Linked DNA regions of Homo sapiens: region 1 is linked to region 2. Evidence: chromatin loops called from intact Hi-C (ENCODE). Cell type or tissue: breast epithelium. All regions are shown on one strand. Each heading gives the region's core, and the rest is flanking DNA. Links, peaks and the distances in the headings are about the cores only.

Region 1 (5,385 bases), core at 156-5,155, 110 kb before region 2:
CACCTTGTCAACTGCATTCTAGAACATTTCTCCTCCTGATGGAAAATACAACATGACCTATGAGGCAGTCTTGCAAAAGAAAAAAGAAATAGCAGAATCTAATCTAGCCTTTCAAGATCCTGCCACAATTTATAGGAAATAAGAGTAAGAGGTCAAAGGAACATATTTATTGACACCTCAGCAAAATCTAGCTTCTACAGAAAAACGACCCAGTTTCATCCCAAATAAATTACAAGAAAAAAGAGTGAGGATTACAAAAGACTTGAGACATATCAAGCAATTACAATGTGGACTTTATTTGAATCTTGATTTCACAAACTGTGAAATATATGTATTTTACATATGACATCTTGAGAAATATGAATACTGTGACTTGATATTTGATCTAAGGAATTACATTGATAATTATTGAAGTTGGGTCATGAGTACTTAGGGATTAATTCTCTTTAAGTGTTTTTCTCATAAAAAGTTTTAAAGTCTTGTAGAACTAAAAAAATACCAAAGATGTTCTAATTTTATTTCATTTTTTTCTAAGAAGAATAATATTTTTCTTTTCTTTTTTCCTTTTTTTTTTTTTTTTTTTTTTTATGATGGGGTCTCTGTCATCCAGGCTGGAGTGCAATGGTGCAGTCTCGGCTCACTGCAACCTCCATCTCTCAGGCTCAAGCAACCCTCCCACCTCAGCCTCCCAATTAGCTGGGACCACAGGCGTGTACCACCACGCCTGGCTGATTTTTTGTATTTTTAGTAGAGATGGGGTTTCACTATGTTGGCTAGGCTGGTCTTGAACTCCTGACCTCAAGTGATGCTCCTGCCTCAGCCTCACAAAGTGTGGGGATTACAGGTGTGAGCCACCGCACCTGGCCAGAAAAAGAGAAAATAATTTTTATTATAGATTATCAGTAGTTATGTATATTAATGAAGAATTTGGCTTCATTTACCTAATTAGATTAATCATAAATCATTTATGAATAGTAATAGACTTGAATTGTTACTTTATATTACACAGTTGGCCCTCTGTACCTGCAGGTTCTGCATCCTGGGATTCAACTGTGGATCAAAAATATTTGGGGGAAAAAAAGCAATACAACAATAAAAAATAATACAAATTAGGAAAAATATACTACAAGAACTATTTACATGGCATTTACATTATAAGTAACCTAGAGATGACTTAAAGTATATGAGAAGATGTGCATAGGTTATATGCAAATATGCCATATGAGGGACTGGAAAACCCAGGGATTTTGGTGTCCTGGGGGCTCCTGGAACTAATCACCTGTGGATACTGAGGGACAACTGTAATTAAATTGATTTTTGGATGGATGCAACTGATGTTAAATTTGGCGGGGGGGAAATGTTAGGATTCACAATAACGTGAGTACTGTGGGTTGGAGTAGAGAATATGCTTTTCAGACTCATTTTCCTTTGGAAATTAATAGTAAGGTCTCAAGTGCCCCCTACAGCCTTGCTACTCAAAGTGGGTTCCACAAAGTGTTGACAGTATGGTACTAAATAGAAAGTGGCTGAATGAGAAATGTAGATTGCAGAGGGCAACTGGTGTGTTTATATGCCTGACATTATTTGGGTTTTCCCCCCTCAGGCAGAAGCTGAGGAAGATTGTCATTCTGATACTGTCAGAGCAGATGATGATGAAGAAAATGAAAGTCCTGCTGAAACAGATCTGCAGGCATGTTTCTTCAATTGTGTCTTTGATTTTTATTCCATTGTTCCCATACATATGCAGAAATTGATCATAATCATGGGTATTTGTAGGTTATTACTGTTTGCATGGAATTTAACTGTTTCCATACTGGTTTATAGAATACTTAAAACTATGTTATGGCTTTCTTTGTGAAAAGAAATATCAATAATGGTTGCTTGTAGTTTAACATGGGTTTAAAGTATTCAAACTAAGGCTTACGCATGACTCAAAACCCATAATCTTAAAAAGATTGATGGGTTTGACCACCTAAAAGTTTAAAACCTGTGTATAAGAAAAGGCATCATAAATAAAGTTAAGAGAAATAGCCAGCTGGAAAAACTGTTTATTATATATGGGCAGAGGATTCATCTCATTACATAGAGCACTCATATATTTGGAAGAACAGAGGATAAAAAGATATGAGTGGACTGTTAATGGCAAAATAATACAAATGGCCATTAAATATTTGAAGAGATAATTAGCCTCATTAATAATTTAATCAGATTGGTGAATAATGTGCATCGCTGTCCAAGCTGTGAGAACACTCATGCAGTGTACATGAAAATGTAAATTGGTACAGCTTTCTGGAGGGCAGACTGGTGATATGGATCAAAATGAAAAACATGCATTCCCTTGATACAGCAATTCTACTTCCAGGAAATTAATTTTAAGGAAATAGTGGGGAAAGTAAATATGCAACTATAAAGATGTTTAGTATAGCATTGTTTATCTGGAAAAACATCATACAACTTAAATATTCATTACCTGTTATTAAGTAATGATGCATCCATACAGTGAAAACACTACAGCCATTTAAAAGGATGAAGTAAATCTTTATACATTAAAAGAGAAAAAAAGTTGCTGTAACTAGTTAAGTGTGTCTCACTGCACTTGTAAGGTTAATAATAATTATTTGGAACAGCTCATCTAGTAGACATTGAATGCTGCTAAAGATTCTGCAGGTCAGAGATCTATGTGTAACAGGTTAAAAGCGTAGCAACAAAGCAGTGTACAGAATATAGAGAAAAATTAATTTAAAACATTCTAGATACGTCTTTTTTTAAAAAAAAAAAAGGAAGCCAGGAATAACATATGCATCCCTGTTAGCAATGGCTGCCTTTGGGCAGAACGTGTAACCCAGTTTGGGTTCCCCAGGAAGCAGACTAGGTGAAGATTGCTGTGCAGGAAGTTTATTAAGGAGTATTCTTGGGATCAACACCTATGGAAGGGAGAGAGGGAAACAAATGGGCAGGGAGAAGACCAGCTGCAATGCAGTCTTAATGGACTGCTTAGCCATCCTCGAGGGAGTTCTGAAGATGAAATACCCTTTCAGAGATGACCTGAGTTGCAAAGAGCCAAGACTTTATTAGCCGTTGATCAGTCATTGGGTGGGGATTGAGAGGACAGTGTGATTTTGCTGAGGCAATACCCAAAAGGGCTGACAACTCAAGTGTTTTCAGATAGAACTCTCAGCAGTTTGGGTAACAAGTTCTTTATTTCTGAAAGGGAATCTGGGCAACACACCAGAGTCTACCTTATAGGGTTCACTTTTTATGTGCTTTTAATTTTTTTTTTTTTTGAGATGGAGTCTCGCTCCATTGCCCAGGCTGGAGTGCAGTAGCACGATCTCTGCTGACTGCCAACCTCTGCCACCCGAGTTCAAGCAATTCTCATGGCTCAGCCTCCCAAGTAGCTGGGATTACAGGTGCCCGCCACCACACCTGGCTAATTTGTTTGTATTTTTAGTAGAGACAGGGTTTCACCATGTTGGCCGGGCTGTTCTCGAACTCCTGACCTCAGGTGATCCGTCTGCCTCGGCCTCCCAAAGTGCTGGGATTATAGGCATGAGCCTCTGTGCCTGGCCTTTACATTTTTGAAATAACAAATATTTGAAAAAACATTTTCTTTTTGAAATACAGAATGTTAATAGATTTTGGGCTTACCTACAGAATTTTTGGCAGCATTCTTAATGTCTACTAGATGATATAGTCATTAAAAAATTATTGGAAGCTTATAACTTCAGTCTGTAAGTGATGGCTTATATTTTCAATTCTAATTAAAATTTGGTTTTCCAATATAATTTGACTTTTGGTGTACTGACATGTATTTTATGCTAATTTTCTTGATTCTTTAAGTTTTGAGCAGAAAATTATTTTAAAAGATGTATTTAATGGATATTTAATAATTCAGAAGACAGTGATTTCTGGACTTAGAGTAATAAGTATATACGTGGAAGTAGATAGATGTTGGACATATTGATACATTGTTCCAGAGTTGAGCTACCCTTCCTTGATGAGTCCTAAAATGCTGTTCTCCCCATAGGCACAACTCCAGATGTTCCGAGCTCAGTGGATGTTTGAACTTGCTCCAGGTGTAAGCTCTAGCAATTTAGAAAATCGACCTTGCAGAGCAGCAAGAGGCTCTCTCCAGAAAACATCGGCAGATACCAAAGGAAAACAAGAACAGGCAAAAGAAGAAAAGTTAAGTATTATAGATATTGTAACAAATTACATTTTTTTTTTTTTGGCACATGGAAATTTTCACTGACACAGTAAGTAGGCATTATAACCAGACTTTCGGGACATAAACACATATCTTGTAAAATAAAAATTTTGACTAGTATACTAGTTTATATATTTCTCACAATTTCTTCTAGGTACTTTGGATGGTACCACTACTCCTGCATGGCTTTTTTCTCTGTGGGTACACTGTCTTCATTGAGCTGTCTTTTGTTAATTTATAGACCTCTGGGATTCATGTGGTTCCTAAAAGATTGGTGTCTCTGAATTTATTAACAGAACCAAAAAGAAAAAACAGAATTTTCTAAATTTATTAATAGAACCAAAAAGATTGCTCACATGTTAATGTCTTTCCAGAGGTCTTAATTTCATGCAGTATTTTGTTATATTTTGAATTGATCAGCTTACAATAATGCATTAATCATTTCCTTATTCTGGAAAATTTTGAAATATTTTCACACTGAAAATATTTTGAATGCTGTCTAACATTCATATCTCTTCTGGTACTTACTCACACAGAGTAGGCACAGCATACCATTTCATTTCTTATTCTTCTTCCATAGAGGCTGCCATCTTTTTACCATCAGATCCAAGTTTGTGTTTATAATTAGTCATCAAATAATTGGCATTACCATGATGACTTACCTTCTATCTCCTCTTAATTTTTATTTTGAAATAATTACAGGTCCACAGGTATAGGGAAGTCCTGTGTGCCCTTTAACCTCCTCCGATGGTAACAACTTGCATAACTATAGTACAATATCAAAAACGAGGAAATAGACATTGGAACAATCCACAGTTTACTTGGATTTCCTGAGTTTACAAGCACTTGTCTGTGTGTATGTGTATAAATAGTTGTTTGCAGTTTTATTACAAGGTAGCTTCATGTAACCACCACCACAATCAAGATACAGAACTGTTTTATAGTTATATACTCCCTTTCCCTAGCCATTCGTAACCACTGGCAACCACTAGTCTGTTCTCCATTTTGTAATTTTGATATTCCAAGAATGTTGTATAAGTGGAATCATCCAGTATGTAACCTTTTGAGATTGGCTTTTTTCACTAAGTATAATTCCCTCAAGATCAGTCCAAGTTACTATGTATCAGTAGTTTGTTCCTTTTTATTGCAGAATAGTATTGCATGGTATGGATGTACCC
Region 2 (5,385 bases), core at 152-5,151:
TTAGCCAGGATGGTCTCAATCTCCTGACCTGGTGATCCGCCTACCTCGGCCTCCCAAAGTGCTGGGATTACAGGTGTGAGCCACCGTGCCCGGCCCTACTTTTTCTTAAGTGGCCGCACATCACAGCCTAACATCTTCCAGAGCAAACTGTAATTTGGAAACCTAACTTCTCTAAAGATCCCTCCATGTCCTCCCTTGACTTCCAGTTTGTTTTAAAATCCCAGTCACATCCTGTATATACGATGTGGAAGGGGAACGTGTGCACACTTAAGCAGTGCAGAGTCCTTAATTAGTAAAAAATGTTGGCTTGCTCCTTCCGTCTCCTGAGGGGCCTGAACCTACACCTCTCCCTGTTCAGGTCACTGACCAAGGGCTTGCTGACCTATCCCTTAGCCCTCCTTAGAACAACCTTACAGTACCAACCACACCTACCCAATGCATATTTTAAGGGCTCAACCTTCCCCTTTTCATTCAGTCTGATTTTACTCATTTGTTTTAGAAACAAAAAAGCAAAAAAGGCTGGGTGTGGTGGCTCATGCCTGTAATCCCAACACTTTGGAAGGCCAAGGTGGGAGGATAACAGGAGTTGAAGACCAGCCTGGGCAACACAGTGAGACGCAGTCTCTACAAATAATTTTTTTTTAATTAGCTGGGTGTGGTGGCGTGTACCTGTGGTCACAGCTATGCTAGGGAGGCTAGGGATCGCTTGAGTATCAGGAGGTCAAGGCTGCAGTGAGCTGTGATGTGTCACTCACTGCACTCCAGTCTGAGTGACAGAGTGGGACCCTGTCTCGATAAATAAATAAATAGGAGGAAAAGCAGAAAACATGTCCTATTTTCTTAAAAAAAATTAAAAAGCAACCAGAAGACTAAGAAGGCCTGGAAAAAAACTCACCACAATTTTTCTAATCCCAATTCATATGATTCTATAACACACATAAAACAGAGATATAGTTAATGCTCCAAACCCCTGTAGCTACATTACACAGGGCAATAAAACCATGAACCATGCACTTGGAATGTCTTACTTTTAACTTTGGAATAAAAAGGCTCAGGGACTAAGAGAAATGTGTTTTAAGTATTTAAAACACTCATATTCAGATATGCCAAATGAGATGGAGATGTACTGATTTAATTGATTTTGCTATTTTCTTTACAGGAAGAGGGGGGCGCTATTAAACTAGTGGTACTAAATTTCTTAGCATAGTGTTCAAAGGCCTCCCTAATCTAGAGGACTTTGCCAGCCTCTGTGGGTCCATAGATCACCCTAGATTGGAATACTCTTGATAATAAACTTTATTTTGTGTTCCTACACAGTCCTGGTCATATGATAAGCATGCAGTTATTTCAGTCATTTTATGGTATTATCAATACACTATCCATGTAGACGAACCTCTGAACCCTCAGTTCCTTGAATTCCTTACCTCCAATGATCTTGTCCACCACCCAATGCCTCACACTCACCCCCATGGTTGGAACCTAAACCTTATCAAGACCAGTAACTGCAACTGGTCATAATCTCAAAGTCAAGCGTTCAATCCATGCCTCCCACCTTCTATCATTTCAGATCAGCCTTTCCAGTAGCCTGGTAGCCCTCTTCAAAAATCTTTCCCCAACTAGAACCTCAAATCTATTGATCCTCTAACTCATAACACTCCCTCACCTGCTTCATGTTCTCTCCCTTCTAACCATGGGACACTAATTTTTATACCAAAAAATTATTGTTTGTCTGAAATTCACATTTAAGTAAGCATTATGTTGTGTTTTGTTTTGAGAGACAGGGTCTATGATGCCCAGGCTGAACTTGAACTCATGGGCTCAAGCAATCCTCCTGCCTCAGCCTCCTGAATAGTTAGGGCTACAGGTGCATGCCACCGTGAGCAACTATTCTTTATTTTTATCTGCTACATCTGGCAACCCTGCAATCATTATAATCACTCCCTTACATTAACTCCCAACCTCCTTGGCTCCCTCTGACTTGAAACTCCCTCAGCAAAAGCACAGCTGAGGTTAAAGCCCAGCTTCCTGACCACTCTGTGTCCCCCTCATTGCAGCAGACTGTGGCTGGGGGAAAGCACAACCCTGCTGGGCAGGTCTCACTTTAAATTCACAGCAGCAGCCCTTGAATAGGGCCTTCCTGCTGCCTGGTGAATCGTCCTACTTAGATTCCCCTACTCCATTTACACTGTATTTCATGCCTGTGCCAATTTCCTCAAATCTTCTGTATATTCTCCCTCATCCCCATCCTCGGGGTCCTACTTCACTGAAAAAACCGAAGCACTCAGGAGAATTTCCTGATTCCCCTCACCACATCCGTCCAACTTGTTTGTACCCATCTATGTTAACTTCTTGTCCATGACGTAGATCAGGGTAGGCAAACTATTGGCCCTGAGCCAAATCCAGCCCATTGCCTGTGTTTGTACAGCTGGCTAGCTAAGGATGGTTTTTACATTTTTAAATAGAGGAGAATTTTTTTTTCTTTTTGAGACAGGTTCTCACCCTGTCTCCCAGACTGGAGTGCGGTGGTGCAATCTTGGCTCACTGCAACCTCCGCCTCCCAGGCTCAAGCCATTCTCCTGCCTCAGCCTCCCGGGTAGCTGGGATTACAGGCATGCGCCACTACCACCCAGCTAATTTTTTAATTTTTGGTAGAGACGGGGGTCTCACCATATTGGCCAAGCTGGTCTCGAACTCCTGACCTCAAATTCAAATGATCCACCTGCCTCGGCCTCTCAAAGTGCTGGGATTACAGGTGTGAGCTACCACACCCAGCCTGAGGCAAATATATTTTATGACATGTGAAAATTATATGAAATTAAAATTTCAGCAATCCTAAATAAAGTTTTATTGGAACACAGCCATGTCCATTCATTTTGTATTGCCTATGTATTGCTTTAGAGCTGGGACCATAAAGTGGTTTCAATAGAAACTGTATGACTCACAAATACTAAATCATTTACTATTTGGTTCTTTATAGAAAAAGTTGGTGGGCATGGAGGCGCACGCCTATAATCCCAGCACTTTGGGAGGCCTAGGCAGGAGGCTGTCTTGAGCCCAGGAGTTTGAGACTAGCCTGGGAACATAGGGAGACCCCATCTCTACAAAAAATTTAAAAATTATCTGGGCGTGGTGGTGCATACCTGTAGTCCCAGCTACTCAGGAAGCTGAGATGAGGATCACTTGAGCCCCAGAGGTTGAGGCTCTAGTGAGCCTTGATTGTCATGCCACTGCACTCCAACCTGGGCAACAGAGCAAGATCCTGTCTAAAAAAGAAAAAAGGAAAAGTTTGCTGATCCCTGCCATAGACTATATGCTCCAATCCAAGGCCAATAATTCGCATCCCTCTCCACTATTCAAGGATATTGCCCTACTAATTCTACCTTATCCTGTGTCATCATTTTTCATTAGCATACCAAAAGGCTGTTATTTCTCCAATCTTTTTTTTTTTTTTTTTTTGAGACAGAGTCTTGTTTTGTTGCCCAGGCTGGAGGGCAGTGGTGCAATCTCAGCTCACTGCAACCTCCACCTCCTGGGTTCAAGCGATTCTCCCACCTCAGCTTCCCAAGTAGCTGGGACAACAGGTGTGCACCACCATGTCTGGCTAATTTTTGGATTTTTAGTAGAGACGGTGTTTCACCATGTTGGCCAATCTGGTCTCGAACTCCTGACCTCAAGTGATCCGGCTGCCTCGGCCTCCCAAAGTGCTGGGATTACAGGCGTGAGCCACTACACCCAGCCTATTTCTCCAATCTTTAAACAAAACAAACTCTTCCTTGGCTTGCCCCTGCCACCATCAGTGAGTGCTCTTTTTGGCAGCAAAAAAATCCCTAAAGAATAAACTGTACTTGAGGTCCACAATTCTCCAAATTTCTCTGAAAACATTCTCCATCACTACCGAAACTGCTCGCTAAGTTACCAATGACCCCCACATGCTAAATCCCACAGCCATTCTTGGTCTCCTCTCATCTTACCTGATCGTTGGGCAGGCAGCGTGTGACACGGTGGCTCACTCTTTGTGCTTCCAAGCACTTTCTTCGTGCTGCTTCCGAGACACCACACCCTCTTGATTTTTCTCCTCGATCCTGGATGCTTCCTTGTCGTCTCCTTTCCTTGTTCCTCTTTTTCCGCTCTTATCACGGGAGGGCTCCAGGACCTCTTGCCAGACTCTTCTTGCTTTCCCCTTCATAGACTCTTTCTGTCTCACCCTTTAAATTATCTCTGTCATGCTGATGACTCCCAAATATATGCCTGCAGCCCAGACCTCACTCCTGAGCTCCCTGCTTCACTGTTGAGCCCCCTACCTGTCGTCAACACATGAGCATCTGTGTTGCTCATGTGTTGAGCTCGTGTGTTGACAACTCAAAATCACCATTCCAGGAACAACCGGGGCGTCTGCACTTGATTACCACTCTCTACTTTCACCCCCGACACTGTAGCCCCTGTCCCCTCAAAGGATCACTGCCCCTAAGGAAAGTATTTCAACACTGTGATGTGATTTTTTTTTTTTTTGAGATGGAGTCTCACTCTGTCGCCCAGGCTGGAGTGCAGCGGCGTGATCTTGGCTCACTGCAACCTCTGCCTCCTGGGTTCAACCGATTCTCCTGCCTCAGCCTCCTGAATAGCTGGTATTACAGGCACCCTCCACCAAGTCCAGCTAATTTTTGTATTTTTAGTAGAGACGGGGTTTCACCATGTTGGCCAAGCTGGTCTCAAACTCCTGACCTCAGGTGATCCATCTGCCTCGGCCTCTCAAAGTGCTAGGATTATAGGCCTGAGCCACTGTGCCCGGCCTGTGATGTGATTTTTAAGATTTCCTTTCATAGGCAATTTCCAAGCAAAGCTTAATTGGACCAATCCACCACAGATCACACTGCAGATTTTCCATGTTAACATTGTGGATGATTTTTAATCAATAAACGCTGGAGATTTCTTCTCACCTGTCTCACCACTTGCCCAAGCTGCCAAAAACCTGTGGTTCTGTGTGCCAGGCCTTCACTTTGCAGTAAAGGATGGAGTAAGGGAACTCTGTGGGCCTCAGAAGGTGGGTGCCAGAGAGGGGGCTGCAGGGCTTACCAGTAGGCAGCCCCACCTGGTCCAGGGGAGCTGGAGGCAGAAGCAGGGTCTCTGTCCTCATGACTCTCCGGCTGACTTTAGGCCCTGAGGGGCGTGTGCAGAGCTCAGGGCTCCTGTGTGAGGGAGGACGTTCTTGACTCTGAGCCAGGTGAAGCCAGTGTGGGGGTGCTTACAAATTCGAGCAGTAAGAGAGGAGGTTCTGGGAGCTTCCAGCCCAGGATAGAAGCCTCCATGGCTTCTGGCAACTGGGTGTCCAGACCCAGGTAGTAGGGTAATTTTGGTGACAACAATGTGCCCGTCCCATTGAGTGTT

What was found. Hi-C counts contacts between places; a loop is a spot of excess contacts. Peaks named below come from ENCODE experiments on the same cell type or tissue, not always from the same donor. Only the 100,000 strongest peaks of a DNase experiment are listed, where the experiment ranks them.
Region 1: it touches region 2 in a loop (12-fold over the local background); 1 of 110 quality-filtered maps calls a loop at or near these places.

What each region holds. Positions count from the first base shown.
Region 1 is chr6:53,069,454-53,074,838 of GRCh38, forward strand. It overlaps FBXO9 (F-box protein 9), which reads left to right. Exons shown (of 13, transcript NM_033480.3): 2 at 1,604-1,690; 3 at 4,028-4,186. Among named protein-coding and RNA genes, the nearest start is that of FBXO9, 6.7 kb to the left of the region's middle. In breast epithelium, for the core only: no CTCF peak of the experiment used is centred there; no DNase peak of the experiment used is centred there.
Region 2 is chr6:53,178,044-53,183,428 of GRCh38, forward strand. No RefSeq gene overlaps it. Among named protein-coding and RNA genes, the nearest start is that of GCM1, 32 kb to the left of the region's middle. In breast epithelium, for the core only: no CTCF peak of the experiment used is centred there; a DNase peak (open chromatin) is centred at 2,398; H3K27ac peaks cover 660 bases.